2 separate regions of the Homo sapiens genome follow, and region 2 is linked to region 1. A link is a loop called in an ENCODE intact Hi-C map of the cell type or tissue named here. Cell type or tissue: OCI-LY7. All regions are shown on one strand.

Region 1 (8,000 bases):
TCTGCCCAGGGGCGCACAGCCAGTCAGCGGCAGGGCCCAGAGGACATCCAGGTGCACTCAGCTCCCAAGCCAATGGTGTTTATGACACCCTTCTTCCCCCAACTAAAGTCCGCAAGTGGCCAAGCGCGGTGGTTCACGCCTGTAATCCCAGCACTTTGGGAGGCCAAGGTGGGCGATTCACCTGAGGTCAGGAGTGCGAGACCAGTCTGGCTAACACAGTGAAACCCCGTCCCTACTAAAAATACAAAAAATTAGCCGGGCGTGGTGGCAGGTGCCTGTAGCCCCAGCTACTCGGGAGGCTGAGGCAGGAGAATGGCGTGAACCCAGAAGGTGGAGCTTGCAGTGAGCTGAGATCACGCTACTGCACTCCAGCCTGGGCGACAGAGCGAGACTGTCTCAAAAAAAAAATTAGCCGGGTGTGGTAGCATGTGCCTGTAATCCCAGCTATTCAAGAGGCTGAGGCAGGAGAATCACTTGAACCCGGGAGGAGGAGGTTGCAGTGAGCCGAGATCGCGCCGCTGCATTCCAGCCTAGGCAACAAGAGCGAAACTCTGTCTCAAAAAAAAAAAAAAAAAAAAAAGTCCACAAGCTATCAAGACCCCAAAAGTACTCGGGTTTCTTATCTGCTACCAAAGTAGTGGTGGGGGCTGCCACCTGGGCATTTGGATCCACCAGCTGCAGCCTGAGAGGTCTGCAGCGACCAGGCCACTACCCAGGAGGCCGGGCCCCATGGAAGGAGGCCTGCACAGGCTGGCCCTGACCTGCGGGGGGAGCTGTGAGGGCAGCCACAGAAGAGAAATCACTATTCATCTTCACATACCTTCCCAAGGATAATGTCCGAGAGGCCAGACTTCTTTAGAAAAAGCGCAGCTTCACTCGCCCCCACCCTCCCTGTGTATGCCGGATCGACCTGAAATGGGAGACCAAGAGGCAAAATAACTTTTCAGCAAATGCAGCAGCAGGTGAAGTGGCACCCGCCACGCTAACTATCCGCTGACAGTGAACAGAAAAGGACAAAAGGCCGCTCAGCCGGGCTTCTATTCTGTACTGTGCTTTCAGCTCAGGCATGCTCTAGTTCCATCTGAAGAGACATCAGCTAAACTTACCTGCTTGTAATAAGATTCATACAACGAATTTCCAGTGGGAATCTGTAAATGAAACCACAGATATTGGTCAAAAGTGAACACAACCCCTTGGGGAAAAAAAGGGTTGCCCCCTCAATTTTGTCATGACCAAAATATATGATGATAGTTAGAGTCAAAATGCATGCACTTTAAACATCCTCTGAACACAGAATTCAGTTTATCTTCAGACACAGATATTATTATGCTTACCTGATTTAGAAAAAGTAAGCTTAATGTTCTTTAATAAATCCTGATTCTAGGGCAAACAATATAGTCACTCAGGAAACAGCAGCAGCAGCCCAGTGTCAATTTCCATTCACTGAGCAAAGGGATTTCAGCTCCTGGAGAGCTCAGAGGGAAAGGACACTCTATCCTCTGAGATTGTTCTCTGGCTCCGGAATCAGAAAAGAAGTTTCCACGCATTATCATAAATCACCAGGCCTGCAAGCTTTCGACCAGTTTCCCTGGCCTGGGTCTGGTTCTCAACCATCCCATCCATCCTCCTCCAGCTACCTGAGTGCTCAGAGACGCACACTGACCAGCCCGCGCCCGGAGAGCGCTGGCCAGTAACTGTTCCCACCAGGGAAGGAAGGAAGTGCAGTGTCCTCAGCTTGGCACTGAAGATATTCCATTTCCCGACACCTCAGAGCCCCAAGACATCGCTGTTTGGAGGTCACTTCCCCATCTAGGGTCACGCAGCTAATCGGGGCCACCAGAGGCCACACCTGGATCCAGCCTGGCTGGCGGCCAAGTCCAGACACTTCCCGCTGTGTCCTGAGCTCTGCCAGACGTCTCCCAGGGAAGGGGAGGGACACCCAGGGGAGTGTGCCAACCTGGTGGGGAATTATGCAGTCCCTGAAATGCTGGCTGTAAAAGTTTACGTGCGTTGGTGTTTTAGTAAGTGAGGTGAAAAAAGAGCACACAAACCTGCCGCTGATGTAATAAGCGATAAAAGTGAAGAATGCACAATGACACCTAATTATACAGAATGGATGTGTAAACAGCTAAAGAGAATAGAACTGGGCAGGGAAAAGAGGACTATCTTGGGGGCAGGATTACAGTGTTTATCCAACAAATTCTGGGACTGCTGTTGTACGATTTCTCACAATGAATAAAACCAGGGGGACGTAGACTCCTTCCAGTTATAGTCATTGGATTTGAACCAATACGCACCCACCACTTGCATATTGTTGTGCTACAAAGGGTCATTTGAAGCTAAAAATAATGCCCAGGCCGGGCGCAGTGGCTCACGCCTATAATCCCAGTACTTTGTGAGGCCAAGGCAGGCAGATCACCTGAGGTCAGGAGTTCGAGACCTGGCCAACATGACAAAGCGAGACACCATCTCTACAACAAATACAAAAATTAGCCAGGCGTGGTGGCATGCACCTGTAATCCCAGCTACTTGGGAGGCTGAGGCAGGAGAATCGCTTGAACCCAGGAGGCGGAGGTTGCAGTGAGCCGAGATCGTACCACTGCACTCCAGCCTGGGTGACAAGAGTGAAACTCTGTCTCAAAAATAAAAAGAAAAAAATAATAATGCCCGGATTATGGTCAGCGTCTCTGGGGGACGCCAACACCTGTGAATGTATAAAGAAGTGAAAGTTGTAATCCCAAACAGCACTTTGGGAGGCCGAGGCAGGCAGATCACGAGGTCAGGAGCTCAAGATCAGTCTGGCCAACATAGTGAAACCCCGTCTCTACTAAAAATACAGAAAATTAGTCAGGTGTGGTGGTGTGCGCCTGTAATCCCAGCTACTCAGGAGGCTGAGACAGGAGAATTGCATTAATCCGGGAGGCAGAGATTGCAGTGAGCCGAGATCGCGCCACTGCACTCCAGCCCAGGCGACGGTGCGAGACTCCGTCTCAAAAAAAAAAAAAAAAAAAAGAAGTGAAAGTACAGAGAAAACTACCATGACAAAATGAAAATAGAAGGAAAATAGCATAAAGATCTGAAAGGGGAGAGGGAAAAAGTCAAAAAAAAAAAAAAGAGGAAAAGAAAGGGGGAAACACTGAAAAGGCAGAAAAAACTAGAATAACATGAAAAAGCAAGAAAAGCCAGAGATTTAGGAGCCATCATTTTAAAACAGACAAAGACATCATGGAAAAGACATAGGAGGTAAGTGTGTATAGCAACAGCAGCCCCAAGATGGCTGCCCCCCTCGTGCTTGGAGGCAGTGACACCATTCCTGGGTGAGGGGTACAGGAAGGAGTGGCTATCACCCTTAGCATCTTACAACCTCGTTAGATGACAGTGTCCAGCCATCACACCTGTGTCAACTTCTGGGCTCAAACTCCAGCTTATTTCCAAAATATGTCTCCCCAGAGGAAGAAGACCCACAGAAAGGAGGCCAAGGCAGGCAGGCTGTTTGTCATCTGTCAGTAAAGGTGACAGTGGTCAGGTCTAGGCAGCAAACAGCACATCGCCTGCCATGGGTTCACAGACTCCAGAGGCCCTCACTTCAGATGACAAAGGTGCCCTTCCTGCCAATGATCAGAGAGGTCTGGATCTGAAGCACATTTCCAGACAAGTTTTTTTTTTTTTTTTTGAGACAGGGTCTTGTTCTGTCACCCAAGCTGGAGAGCAGTGGCGCAATCTCAGCTCATTGCAATCTCTGACTCCTGGATTCAAGCCATTCTCCTACCTCAGCCTCCCGAGTAGCTGGGACTACAGGTGCGTGCCACCATGCCCACTTAATTTCTGTATTTTCAGTAGAAGCGAGGTTTCACCATATTGGCCAGGCTGGTCCTGACCTCAGGTGATCCGCCTGCTTTGGCCTCCCAAAGTGCTGGGATTACAGGCATGAGCCACCACGCCCAGCCCCAGGCGAGTTTTTTAACAATCTCATGGGAAGCAAGGGAAAGAGGTTTCCAAGCTACTGTGATTCCAGTGGAAAAAAAAGAGTTTCAGTCTTTGAGGCATGCAGGGTTATTAAATATCTGCTCTACTTCCCAGGCGCTAATGAGCAACAAGATCCGCAACCAAGAGAAACAAGGCCTGGACTAATCCAGAAGAGTCGCTGAAGGACACAGCCCAGAGCTCCAACCTCTGCCCATCCATGCTAAAGGCTCATCCGGCTCGAACACTTGATGACCACCGGATGTCACTCTCAAAAGACCTACAGCTGAGGGAAAGCCCAGGGAGTATGGCTCAACCATTGCTCATCACCACGGGAGTCCATCTGGGTAACCTGGAACAATGACAGTGGTCAGAGGTTTTGATCTAATTACACATATGTCAGGTTTTGCATATGCAAAAGCAGAAGGGGGAAGAAAGAAGGTACAGCACCAGGCCCCAACTGCCACTTCCTCTTATGCCAGGCTTCTTCCCAGGAACAATGGACTCACACCTGCACGCTGCCCTGATATGTCATTGCGACAGAACTGAAGACACATGTTGCTAATGACATAAATCCCCAGCCCCAGGCAGTCTGTCACTGGCCCCTGTGCAGAGACCTCTTGGCCCCCAAAAGGAAGATTCACAGCTACTGGGAAAGAGCCCTCTGTATGCTGAGAGCAGCCTCTGGAGCTGCCCACCCATGTCTGACCCCAAAGTGAGCCTGGGGCCAAGCCCGAGGCAACAGCAGAGAGGGGACGCACCAGGGGATGAGGCCTGCACCGTAAGAGGCTGCAGGTGGCACCAGGATGGCCGTAGGAATGGAAGGAAGTGCAGCAGAGCTGACCCGATGTGTTCTCCTGACCCAGCCCACTGTGCTGAGAAGACGCCATCTTCGCCTCTGCAGTGTGTGAATTGTTGATGAGGTTCAGTGTAGCTTTCAGCTCGGTCTTTCAGTTGCTCTTCCTAACTCAAAATGCTAAGAGACAACATGCAAAGTTCCTGTGGCCTCCTCACTTATCCTCCAGCCCAGAAACAATTTACAAGTGGGATGACAGAGAGAGGGGCACAAGGAGAAGGACAAGTTCACATCCTTCTGCTCTGAAGGCTTTAAAACACCGCAATTCACACAAGCGCCTGTAACTGTAACCCAGGACAACAGCAGTTGAGATGGAGAAACCCAGCAGAACCACCTCGGAGGAGAAACTGTCTCAGGATTGTGTTCTAACGACTCCTAAGCAGGGTTCACCCAACTCTGATCCCCGCACGTGGCCGAGGGCAGGACGCCTCCTACATCTTCATGCCTGGCTGCCTCCTGCCCAAACTCTCACTCTCACTCTGCTAGCAAAGTACGCGCTCTTGTGCAAAACAAACCAATGATCATCAGCCTTGGTTCAAAATGACTTTTGGAAAGCAATCCATTTTCACTGTAAAATGTTCAGAGAAGTACCTATAATCCCTTGTTTCCTATCCAGTACCTCTCATCCTCCCGACAACGCTAAAGGGCAGGTAATATTACTAGTCCAGTTGACAGGTGGGGAAACTGAGTTTGCCCTACTCAGGACCACAACAGCCAATGAGCAACAGTCAGTGAAGCACCCAGGATAGGTGGTCCTGGAGTCAGACCCTCACCTACTGTGCACCCTGTAATGACAGCCCAGGTGTCACAGGGCTGTGCACCGGACCACAGGACAGCCTCATGCATATGCTGGCCTGGGAAAATGCACGTCCGTGATGACGTGCTGGAGCATTTTATTAAACAGAAGAGGTCAAAAGGCAACACTCAATTTGAGCATATAAATGGACTTGAAAGCCAGTGTTTTCGATGACCTGCCATTTCCCCAGGAAAGCTGAGACCCCATAATGGCTATGTTTTTCAATGCCACTGCCAAGTTTTGCAGGAAGTTAGGCATATAACACTGAAACACATCTCAGTCTGAGTTCCTACTTAGAAAAACATATGGATGCAAAAACATAGCCCGGAGTAGAGCTTGCTTGATAATCCTTCCATTTCTGCCTTCCCCTTAGAGGCCCCCACAGGCCTTGCACAACCATCACCCAATGTGAGCCCAGCCCTCCCAGCAGGCCGGCCCACATTCTGCGGGTGAGATAACCTGGCTCAGTCATGTGGCAAGCACGGGGCAGAACTGGGACTTGACTCAAAACATTCAAAAGGCATCAGGGAAACGCTGGGGTATGTCTAACCTTCCTGGACTGGATGGGCAGCTCTCTCCAACTGCTCCATCAGAGGTTTCTACAGCAGAGCTAAGGTAAATGTTACCAAGAGAAGGAGAAGACTTGGCAAGTGAAAAGAGAGCTTTTCCAAATCACAAGGAAAAAGACATCTCAATTAAAAATGAGCAAAGAGAGAGGCAATTCAGAAAGAAGAGATGCAGCAAAGTTAGAAAGAAAATGTTCCATCTCACTAGTAATTTAAGTATTACAGGGCCAGGCACTCTGGCTCACACCTGTAATCCCAGCACTTAGGGAGGCCAAGGTGGGTGAATCACCTGAGGTCAGGAGTTCAAGACCAGCCTGGCCAACATGATGAAACCCCATCACTACTAAAAATACAAAAATTAGCCAGGCATGGTGGCAGGTGCCTGTAATCCCAGTTACTCAGGAGGCTGAGGCAGGAGAATCACTTGAACCTGGGAGGCGGAGGCTGCAGTGAGCCGAGATCATACCACTGCACTCCAGCCTGAGCGACAGAGCAAGACTTCATCTTCGGAAAAAAAAAAAAAGGCAGAGAAGCTAAAACAATTCTGAAAAAGAATAATAAAGTGGAAAGAGTCAGTCTACCTGATTTCAAGACTGACTCTATAGCTAGAGTAGTTAAGACAGTGGAGTATTGGCAGGGGGCGGGCACAGACAGTAATGCACAGAACAGAATGTAGAATCTGAGAAACAGACACACACAGATCTGCCCAGTGGATTTCTTGACAAAGGTGCAAAAGTATTTCAGGAGGAAGGAAAGCCTTTCCACAAAGGGCACTGGAGCAATCGGCATCCATAGGAAAAACATGGGCCTCGAACTAAAAGTCTTATGCCTCGTACAAAATGTAACTCAAAGTGGATCATGAATTCAAATGTAAAACATAATCCTCAGGATCTAGGGCAAAGCAAAGAGTTCTTAGACTTGACACCAAAAGCCCGATTCACAAAAGGAAAGATTGGCAGACAAACTTTATGTTTGCACTGTGAAAGAGCCATGTAAGGCCTGGCGTGGTGGTTCATGCCTGTAATCCCAGCACTTTGGGAGGCCGAGGCAGGAGGATCACCAGAGTTTGGGAGTTCAAGACCAGTCTGACCTACATGGAGAAACCCCATCTCTACTAAAAATGTAAAATTAGCCAGGCATGGTGGCGCATGCCTGTAATCCCAGCTACTCGGGAGGCTGAGGCAGGAGAATCGCTTGAACCCGGGAGATGGAGGTTGAGGTGAGCCGAGATCACACCATTGCACCATTGCACTCCAGCCTGGGCAATAAGAGCAAAATTCCGTATTAAAAAAAAAGGGGGGGGGAGAAAGGCCGGGCGCGGTGGCTCACACCTGTAATCCCAGCACATTGGGAGGCCAAGGTAGGCGGATCACCTGGGGTCAGGAGTTCAAGACCAGCCTGGCTAACATGGCTAAAAATACAAAAAAATTAGCTGGGTGTAGTGGTGTGCACCTGTAATCCCAGCTACCCAGGAGGCTAAGCCAGGAGAACTGCTTGAACCCAGCGGGCAGAGGCTGCAGTGAGCCGAGATTGTGCCACTGCACTCTAGCCTGGGTGACAGAGCAAGACTCCGTCTCAAAAAAAAAAGCCAGATAAAAAGGTGAAAAGGCAAGCTACAGACTAGAAAGAAAGGTTTGCAAAGCACATATCCAACAAATGACTACTATCTAAAATATATACTAGAGAGCTCTCAAATTCAACAGCATAAAAAAGAAAACAATCAAATTAGAACATGGGCAAGCCAGGCATGGTGGTGCGTACCTGTAGTCCCAGCACTTTGGGAGGCCAAAGCAGGAGGACTGCTTGAGCCCAGGAGTTC
Region 2 (8,000 bases), 290 kb before region 1:
TCTCAAAAAAAAAGAAAGAAAGAAATCAGGGCAACCCTTTTTGACCACCACCGTTGGGTCAGCTGTTTATTTCGTTCACTTGCCATTTTGTCATTTCCTTATTCCTCCAGGGGCCTTGATATTTACTTAATATTTAAATACTCTACTCTTTTTTTTTTTTTTGAGATGGAGTCTCACTCTGCCCCCCAGGCTGGAGTGCAATGGCGCGATCTTGGCTCACTGCAACCTCTGCCTCCTGAGTTCTAGCAATTCTCCTGCCTCAGCCTCCTGAGTAGCTGGGATTACAGGCACCCACCACCTCATCTGGCTAATTTTTGTATTTTTAGTAGAGATGGGGTTTCACCATGTTGGCCAGGCTGGCCTCGAACTCCTGACCTCAGGTGATCCACCTGCCTCAGCCTCCCAAAGTGCTGGGATTACAGGCGTGAACCACCATGCCCAGCTCTAAATACTCTATTCTTAAATTTCAAAACATTTATTTATAAAATGAACTTTCTAGTCCTTGCAATAATGGCATAAAAGGCTGGGCACAATGGCTCACACCTGTAATGCTAGCACTTTGGGAGGCTGACACAGGTGGATTTCTTGAGTCCAGGAGTTTGAGACCAATGTGGGCAGCAAGGTGAAACCCCATCTCTACAAAAATACAAAAATTAGCCAGGCGTGGTGGCACATGCCTGTGGTCCCAGCTACTTGGGGGACTGAGGTGGGAGAATCACTTGAGGGAAGAAGGTCGAGGCTGCAGTGAGCCAAGATGGGGCCACTGCACTCCAGCCTGGGTGACAGAGTGAGACCCTGTCTCAAAAAAAAAAAAAAAGAAAAAAAACACAATGGCATAAGAAGAATAAAAGGAAAAGTCCTTGAAGGCCTTTGGGGATGAGCCAATGAATGAATGTGTAAAAACTATCAGGCACATAGTAGGTGCCCAAAAAATCACAAGCCAGTGGTTTTTTTTTTGTTTTGTTTTGTTTTGTTTTGTTTTGAGACGGAGTCTCACTCTGTTGCCCAGGCTGGAGTGCAGTGGTGCAATCTCGGCTCACTGCAGCCTCCGCCTCCTGGGGTCAAGTGATTCTCGTGCCTCAGCCTCCCAAGTAGCTGTGATTATAGGCACAGGCCGCTGTGCCCAGCTCATTTTTGTATTTTTGTAGTGACAGGGTTTCACCACGTGGCCCAGGCTGGTCTTGAACTCCTGATCTCAGGTAATCCACCTGCCTTGGCCTCCCAAAGTGCTAGGATTACAGGCGTGAGCCACCACGCCCAGCCACACAAGCCAGTTTTTTGTTGTTGTTGTTTTTGAAACATGGTCTTGCTCTGTTCCCCAGGCTGGAGTGCAGTGGCACAACCACAGCTCACTGCAGCCATATCCTCCTGAGCTCAAGGGATCCTCCCACCTCAGCCTCCTGAGTAGCTGGGACTACAGGCATGCACCACCACACCCAGCTAATTTTTAAATTTTATTTTATTGATTTATTTGCTTATTTATTTTTTGAGGAGTCTCACTCTGTCGCCCAGGCTGGAGCACAGTGGCATGATCTTGGCTCACTGCAACCTCTGCCCCCCGGGTTCAAGTGATTCTCCTGCCTCAGCCTCCGGAGTAGCTGGGATTACAAGTGCCCACCACCACACCCAGCTAATTTTTGTATTTTTAGTAGAGACAGGGTTTCATGATGTTGGCCGGGCTGGTCTCAAACTCCTGACCTCAGGTGATCTACCCACCTTGGCTTCCCAAAGTGCTGAGATTACAGGCGTGAGCCACCGCACCTGGCCAAATTTTTTAATTTTTTGTAGAGATGGGGGTCTCACTATGTTGCCCAGGCTGGTCTGGAACTCCTGGGCTCAAGCAATCCTCCCACCTTGGCCTCCCAAAGTGCTGGGATTACACATGTGAGCCGTCACACCCAGCCACAAGCCAGTTTTAAGTCCATTGCTCTGTCCACCCTGGAGGACTTCTCAAAGGAGGAGGCACCACAAGCTTCAAGAATAGAGCAAAGATAAGAGGTGCATCAAGCTTGATTCTTGTCTTCCCTCCCTTCTCTACCCAGGTGACCTTCCCTCCACCCCAGGAAGCTATGACAGAGGCCGGGAAGCTGCCCCTACCGCTACCCCCACGGCTGGACTGGTTTGTGCACACCCAGATGGGCCAGCTGGCCCAAGACGGGGTCCCCGAGTGGTTCCATGGTGCAATCTCAAGAGAGTGAGGACACACCCACACCCTCCACCCTGCCCTCCCCACCCTGTCCTTGTCTGTCCCTACCCTGGGCAGCTTTTAACTGCAGAATTCTGGACTTGGCTCAGCTCAGTGTGGCAAGAGGCTAAAATGAGCTCCAGGCTCCCAGGCTTGAATCCTGCCACCTCTTTGGGCTCACTGTGTGACCTGGGGCAAGTTACTTGCTCTCTCTGAGCCTCAGCTTTCTCTATACAAGTGGCCAACAGACCAGCACTGCCAGGGACCTGGCAGCACCCCACACCTCGCCCAGGCCAAGCATTACCAATCAACGATGGCAGCATGCAGCCTCAGAATCTTTCTCTCTTTCTTTTTGAGACAGGGTCTCACTCTGTCACCCAGGCTGGAGTGCAGTGGTGCAATCTTGGCTCACTGCAACCTCTGCCTCCCGGACTCAAGTGATTCTTCCGCCTCAACTTGCTAAGTAGCTGGGATTACAGGCACATGCCACCAAGCCTGACTAATTTTTGTGTTTATAGTAGAGATAGGGTTTCACCATGTTGGCCAGGCTGGTCTCAAACTCCTGGCCTCAAGTGATTCACCCGCCTCGGCCTCCCGAAGTGCTGGGATTACAGGCGTGAGCCACCGCACCCGGCCAGAATCTTTCTGAACACAGTACTCCAAGCAGCTGCTCTCAACCCATCAGGATACAACCAATGTGCCCTTTCTTTTTTTTTCTTTTTCTATTTTTTTTTTTTGAGACAGAGTTCCGCTCCTGTTGCCCAGGCTGGTGTGTAGTGGCGCGATCTCGGCTCACTGCAGCCTCTATCTCCTGGGTTCAAGCAATCCTCCTGCCTCATGAGTAGCTGGGACTACAGGCATGCACCACCGCACCCGGCTAATATTTGTATTTTTAGTAGAGACGAGGTTTCACCATGTTGGCCAGGCTAGTCTCAAACTCCTGACCTCAAGTGATCTGCCGGCCTCGGCCTCCCAAAGTGCTGGGATTACAGGCATGAGCCACCGTGCCTGGCCCCAATGTGCCCTTTCTACCTCAGACTGTGAGCTCTGAGGATGTGGGCCCGGCTCTAACTAAATGGAGGAAAAAATATTTATGGCCACTCTCTGCATGCAGGAAATTGAGAAAATTCTGTGAAGGCCACAGAGAGGAAGTAGTATTGGTCATGGTTTCTGAGCTCTGGGGCCTTGCTGAATAACAGAAATATAACATGAGTTGCACATTGCAATTTAAAAAAATTTTAGTAGTTATATTAAAAGAAGCAGCTGGCTGCACTGGCACTTACCTTTAATCCCAGCTACTTGGAATGCTGAGGCGGGAGGATCGCTTGAGCCCAGGAGTTCAAGGCTGGCCTGGACAACATAGTGAGACTCCATCTCTAAAAGGAATTTTAGGCTGGGTGCAGTGGCTCATGCTTGTAATCCCAGCACTTTGGGAGGCCGAGGCTGGCAGACCACCTGAGGTCAGGAGTTTGAGACCAGCCTGGACAACATGGTGAAACCTTGTGTCTACTGAAAATACAAAATTAGCCAGGCGTGGTGGCGCATGCCTGTAATCCCAGCTACTCGAGAGGCTGAGGCAGCAGAATCACTTGAACCCAGGAGGCGGAGATTGCAGTGAGCTGAGGTCGTGCCACTGCACTCCAGGCTGAGCAACAAGAGTAAAACTCCGTCTCAAAAAAAAAAAAATTAACTGGGCACGGTGGCACGTGCCTGTAATCCCAGCTACTCGGGTGGCTGAGGCAGGAGACTTGCTGGAACCCTGCAGGCAGAGATCATGCCACTGCACTCCAGCCTGGGTGACAGAGCAAGATTCCAGCTCAAAAAAAAAAAAAAATTAAAAAAATTAGCCAGGCGTGTGGAACATGCCTGTGGTTCTGGCTACTCAGGAGGCTGAGGTGGGAGGATCTCTTGAGCCCAGGAATTCAAGGTTTCAGTGAGTTATGATTGCATCTCTGCACTCCAGCCTGAGTGATAGAGTAAGACCCTGTCTCAAAAACAAAAAACAATTCATGAAACAGCATATGTTCCTTTTTTGTGTTGTTTTGGAAATCAGTACAAAAGGCCAGTGGCCTCTGTATTGAACAGTGCAGGACCAAAGTCTCCCCAGCTTGTCCCACAGAAGGCGGCCTTCCTCTCTGTGAACTCCAGATAATAATGGTAATAATATAGAAAATAGACTGATTTCGGTGGCTCACGCCTGTAATCCCAGCACTTTGGGAGGCCGAGGCGGGCGGATCACCAGAGGTCAGGAGCTCGAGACCAGCCTGGCAAACATGGTGAAACCCCGTCTCTACTAAAAATACAAAAAATTAGCTGGGCGTGGTTGCGGGTACCTGTAATCCCAGTTACTTGGGAGGCTGAGGCAGGAGAATAGCTTGAACCTGGGAGGCAGAGGTTGCAGTGAGCCAAGATTGCATCATTGCACTCCAGCCTGGGCAACAAAAGCAAAACTCCAACTCAAAAAAAAAAAAAAAAAGAGAGAGAGAGAGAATAATAGTAATAATAACAGCAAACATTTTGGGAGCACTTACCAGGTAGCAGCTGTCATGCTTATGTTGCAAGTTCTTTCTGTTCTCACAGCAGCCTTGGAAGTGGAGTTTACTCTCCCCTTGAGGAAGCTGAAGGTCAGAAAGGGAGAGACGATTGCCTGAGGTCACACAGCTGATGGACAGTAGAGCTGGGTTATGAACTCGAATGCATCTGAGCATACAGGTCCTTCTTTGTTACTTGTGACACCTTGATCCACCCAAAGGTGCCTTAATCGGGGGATTCCAGGCATTGGGAAGGGGCTGTGGGAGATGGGAGGAGGTCTGGCCTGAGATCAAGGTCATCAGACGCCTCCTAGCTCCTCGGGGGGAACATCCCTAATCCCTGAATAGCCCAAGGTCTGCCACAGCTGAAAAAAAAAAAAAAAAAAAAAAAAGATGGGTTTGGGGTGTTTGTTCATTTAGAAAACAGGCCGGGCACAGTGGCTCACACCTGTAATCCCAGCACTTTGGGAGGCTGAGGCAGGCGGATCACTTGAGGACAGGGGTTTGAGACCAGCCTGGCCAACATGGTGAAACCCTGTCTCTACTAAAAAAAAAAAAAAAAAGTTGGGCATGGTGGCGGGCGCCTGTAATCCCCGCTACTCAGGAGGCTGAGGCAAGAGAATCACCTGAACCCAGGAGGTTGAGGCTGCAGTAAGCCAAGGTCACGCCATTGCACTCAGCCTGGGAGACAGAGCGAGACTCTGTCTCAACAAAAAAAAAAAAAAAAAGGAAAAAAGAGGCCGGGCACGGTGGCTCACACCTATAATCCCAGCACTTTGGGAGGCCGAGGTGGGCGGATCACGAGGTCAGGAGATCGAGACCATCCTGGCTAACACAGTGAAACCCCATCTCTACTAAAATATACAAAAAATTAGCCGGGCGTGGTGGCTGGCGCCTGTGGTCCCAGCTACTTGGGAGGCTGAGGCAGGAGAATGGCGTGAATCCGGGAGGCGGAGCTTGCAGTAAGTTGAGATCGCGCCACTGCACTCCAGCCGGGGGGACAGAGCGAGACTCTGTCTCAAAAAAAAAAAAAAGGAAAAAAGAAAAATGAAAACTACCAGCCTTCTCCATGAATGATCCCATGGCCCCAGGAGTCTAACTGGTACGTGGGGCGGCTGGACTGTTTCATTTCCTTTCTGTGTGTGCCCTTCCAGGGATGCTGAGAACTTGCTGGAGTCACAGCCACTGGGATCCTTTCTCATCAGGGTCAGTCACAGCCATGTGGGCTACACACTCTCCTACAAGTAAGGCCTGGGCCGGGATCCAGGGCAGGGGCAGGTGGGCTCTTGGGTTTCCTTGGAGGGGGCAAGGGGTGCTTCATGTCATAGCTTCTCAGAAAGCAGCAGTAACTGAGGCTGTGGATCTGAGAACGGGAGCTGCTAGCCAAGCAATGAGTGAAGCTTTTGTCCGTAGTGGCATGTTTTATCTGAGGCCAGCCTTTGTACTCCTGTGTTATAAATGGGGGAAACTGAGGCACAGCGAGGTTAGTAACCTGCTGGGTGTTGCATGGCCAGTGAGTGAAGAAGCCTGCATGGGAACCTGGGGTAGTCTGGCTGTAGCAGTGACGCTGCCGGCCCAAGGGCTGGGGACTTGGGGCAGGGATGAGGGGGAGTAGGATGTCCCAGCCCCCGCAGTGTCTCCGCAGAGCCCAAAGCAGCTGCTGCCATTTCATGGTGAAGCTCTTGGATGATGGGACTTTCATGATCCCCGGGGAGAAGGTGGCCCACACCTCGCTGGACGCCCTGGTCACCTTCCACCAGCAGAAGCCAATTGAGCCGCGCAGGGAGCTGCTGACACAGCCCTGCAGGCAGGTGAGGGCGGGGACCCACAAGGTTCACAGCCATTTCCTTGGGGCCAAGCCCCCCAGACCCCTTTGTTTCCCACGCCCCCATCAGCTCCTCTTGATTCTGTCACTCTCATGGTCCTTGGCCCCTCCGGCCCCACCCCAGTAGTCCCTCTGCCCCCCACAGCGGTCTCCGTTGTGGTTCCTGCTTCCCCATGGCTCCGCCCTCCAGGCCCATGTCAACAGGCTGATTTTTTATAAGGGTTCATGTGCCAGGTATAATCTTGGCTCATCTGAAGGAATGACATCTTTCCTTAGAAGGCTCGGTGGGCGTGGCCTGGCTCCCAATACGCTTTCCTTAGAAGGCTCAGTGGGTGTGGCCTGGCTCCCAATAAACTGCTGTGGGTGGAGCATCTTTCCTTAGAAGGCTCAGTGGGTGTGGCCTGGCTCCCAATAAACTGCTGTGGGTGGAGCATCTTTCCTTAGAAGCTCGGTGGGCGTGGCCTGGCTCCCAATACGCTTTCCTTAGAAGGCTCAGTGGGTGGCCTGGCTCCCAATAAACTGCTGTGGGCAGGGCATGTTTCCTTAGAAGGCCCAGTGGGCGTGGCCTAGCCCCTAAGAAACTGCTGAGGGGGGTTATCTCTCCTTAGAAGGCTCAGTGGGTGTGGCCTAGCTCCCAATAAACTGCTGTGGGCGGGGCATCTTTCCTTAGAAGGCTCAGTGGGTGTTGCCTAGTCCCCAAGAAACTGCTGTGGGCAGGGCATCTTTCCTTATAGGGCTTGGTGTGCCTGGCCTAGCTCCCAAGAAATTGTGGTAGGTGGGGCATCTTTCCTTAGAAGGCTCAGTGGGTGTGGCCTAGCTCCCAAGAAACTGCTGTGGGTGGGGCATCTTTCCTTATAGGACTCAGTGGGCCTGACCTAGCGCCCAAGAAACTGTTGTGGGCGGGGCATCTTTCCTTAGAAGGCTCAGTGGGTGTGGCCTAGCTCCCAAGAACGTGCTATGGGCGGGGCATCTTTCTTTAGAAGGCTCAGTGGGTGTGTCCCAATCCCTAAGAAATGGCTGTGGGTGGGGCATATTTTCTTATAACGCTTAGTGGGCGTGGCCTAGGTACTAAGAAACTGCTATTCAAGGGATGGTCCCTGAGACCTGCCTTCCAGGGTCCGTGCAGGACCTTTCCCCCTCCCTAGTGCTGAGCTACAGGCCCCTTCCGCCCTGCAGAAGGATCCCGCAAACGTGGATTACGAGGATCTCTTCCTCTACTCCAACGCAGTGGCCGAGGAAGCTGCCTGCCCGGTGTCTGCCCCTGAGGAGGTATGTATATGACAGGAGGCTGGCACCTCCCACCTGGCTGAGGGGCAGGAGTGGAGGTGGTCAACAGCTTCCAGAGGAGGCTCCTTCTAGAATGAGAATGCGATCCTACAGCTTGGTGCTTTAAACCTTTCCAGTGCTTTTGCAACACCGAGATTAAAATTCAAACTACAATCTGAGGTCCTCTTTCTGC

What was found. Hi-C counts contacts between places; a loop is a spot of excess contacts. Peaks named below come from ENCODE experiments on the same cell type or tissue, not always from the same donor. Only the 100,000 strongest peaks of a DNase experiment are listed, where the experiment ranks them.
Region 2: a loop joins it to region 1, with 5 times the contacts of the local background. A loop is called at or near these places in 3 of 110 quality-filtered maps.

The regions. Positions count from the first base shown.
Region 1 is chr19:16,441,072-16,449,071 of GRCh38, forward strand. It overlaps EPS15L1 (epidermal growth factor receptor pathway substrate 15 like 1), which reads right to left. Exons shown (of 24, transcript NM_001258374.3): 2 at 1,107-1,148; 3 at 821-910. Among named protein-coding and RNA genes, the nearest start is that of EPS15L1, 27 kb to the right of the region's middle. RefSeq lists enhancers at 1-490, 491-991, 3,414-3,593, 3,696-4,895, 4,630-4,709 and 1 more. In OCI-LY7, CTCF peaks have their summits at 775 (motif pointing right) and 978; DNase peaks (open chromatin) are centred at 2,710, 4,470, 5,250, 6,050 and 3 weaker places; H3K4me3 peaks cover 5,907 bases; H3K27ac peaks cover 7,934 bases.
Region 2 is chr19:16,146,682-16,154,681 of GRCh38, forward strand. HSH2D (hematopoietic SH2 domain containing) reads left to right here. Exons shown (of 6, transcript NM_001382417.1): 2 at 2,043-2,194; 3 at 5,871-5,960; 4 at 6,362-6,527; 5 at 7,718-7,810. The coding sequence starts at 2,070. Among named protein-coding and RNA genes, the nearest start is that of HSH2D, 7.0 kb to the left of the region's middle. In OCI-LY7, no CTCF peak of the experiment used is centred here; DNase peaks (open chromatin) are centred at 3,300, 7,170 and 7,450; H3K4me3 peaks cover 1,577 bases; H3K27ac peaks cover 3,730 bases.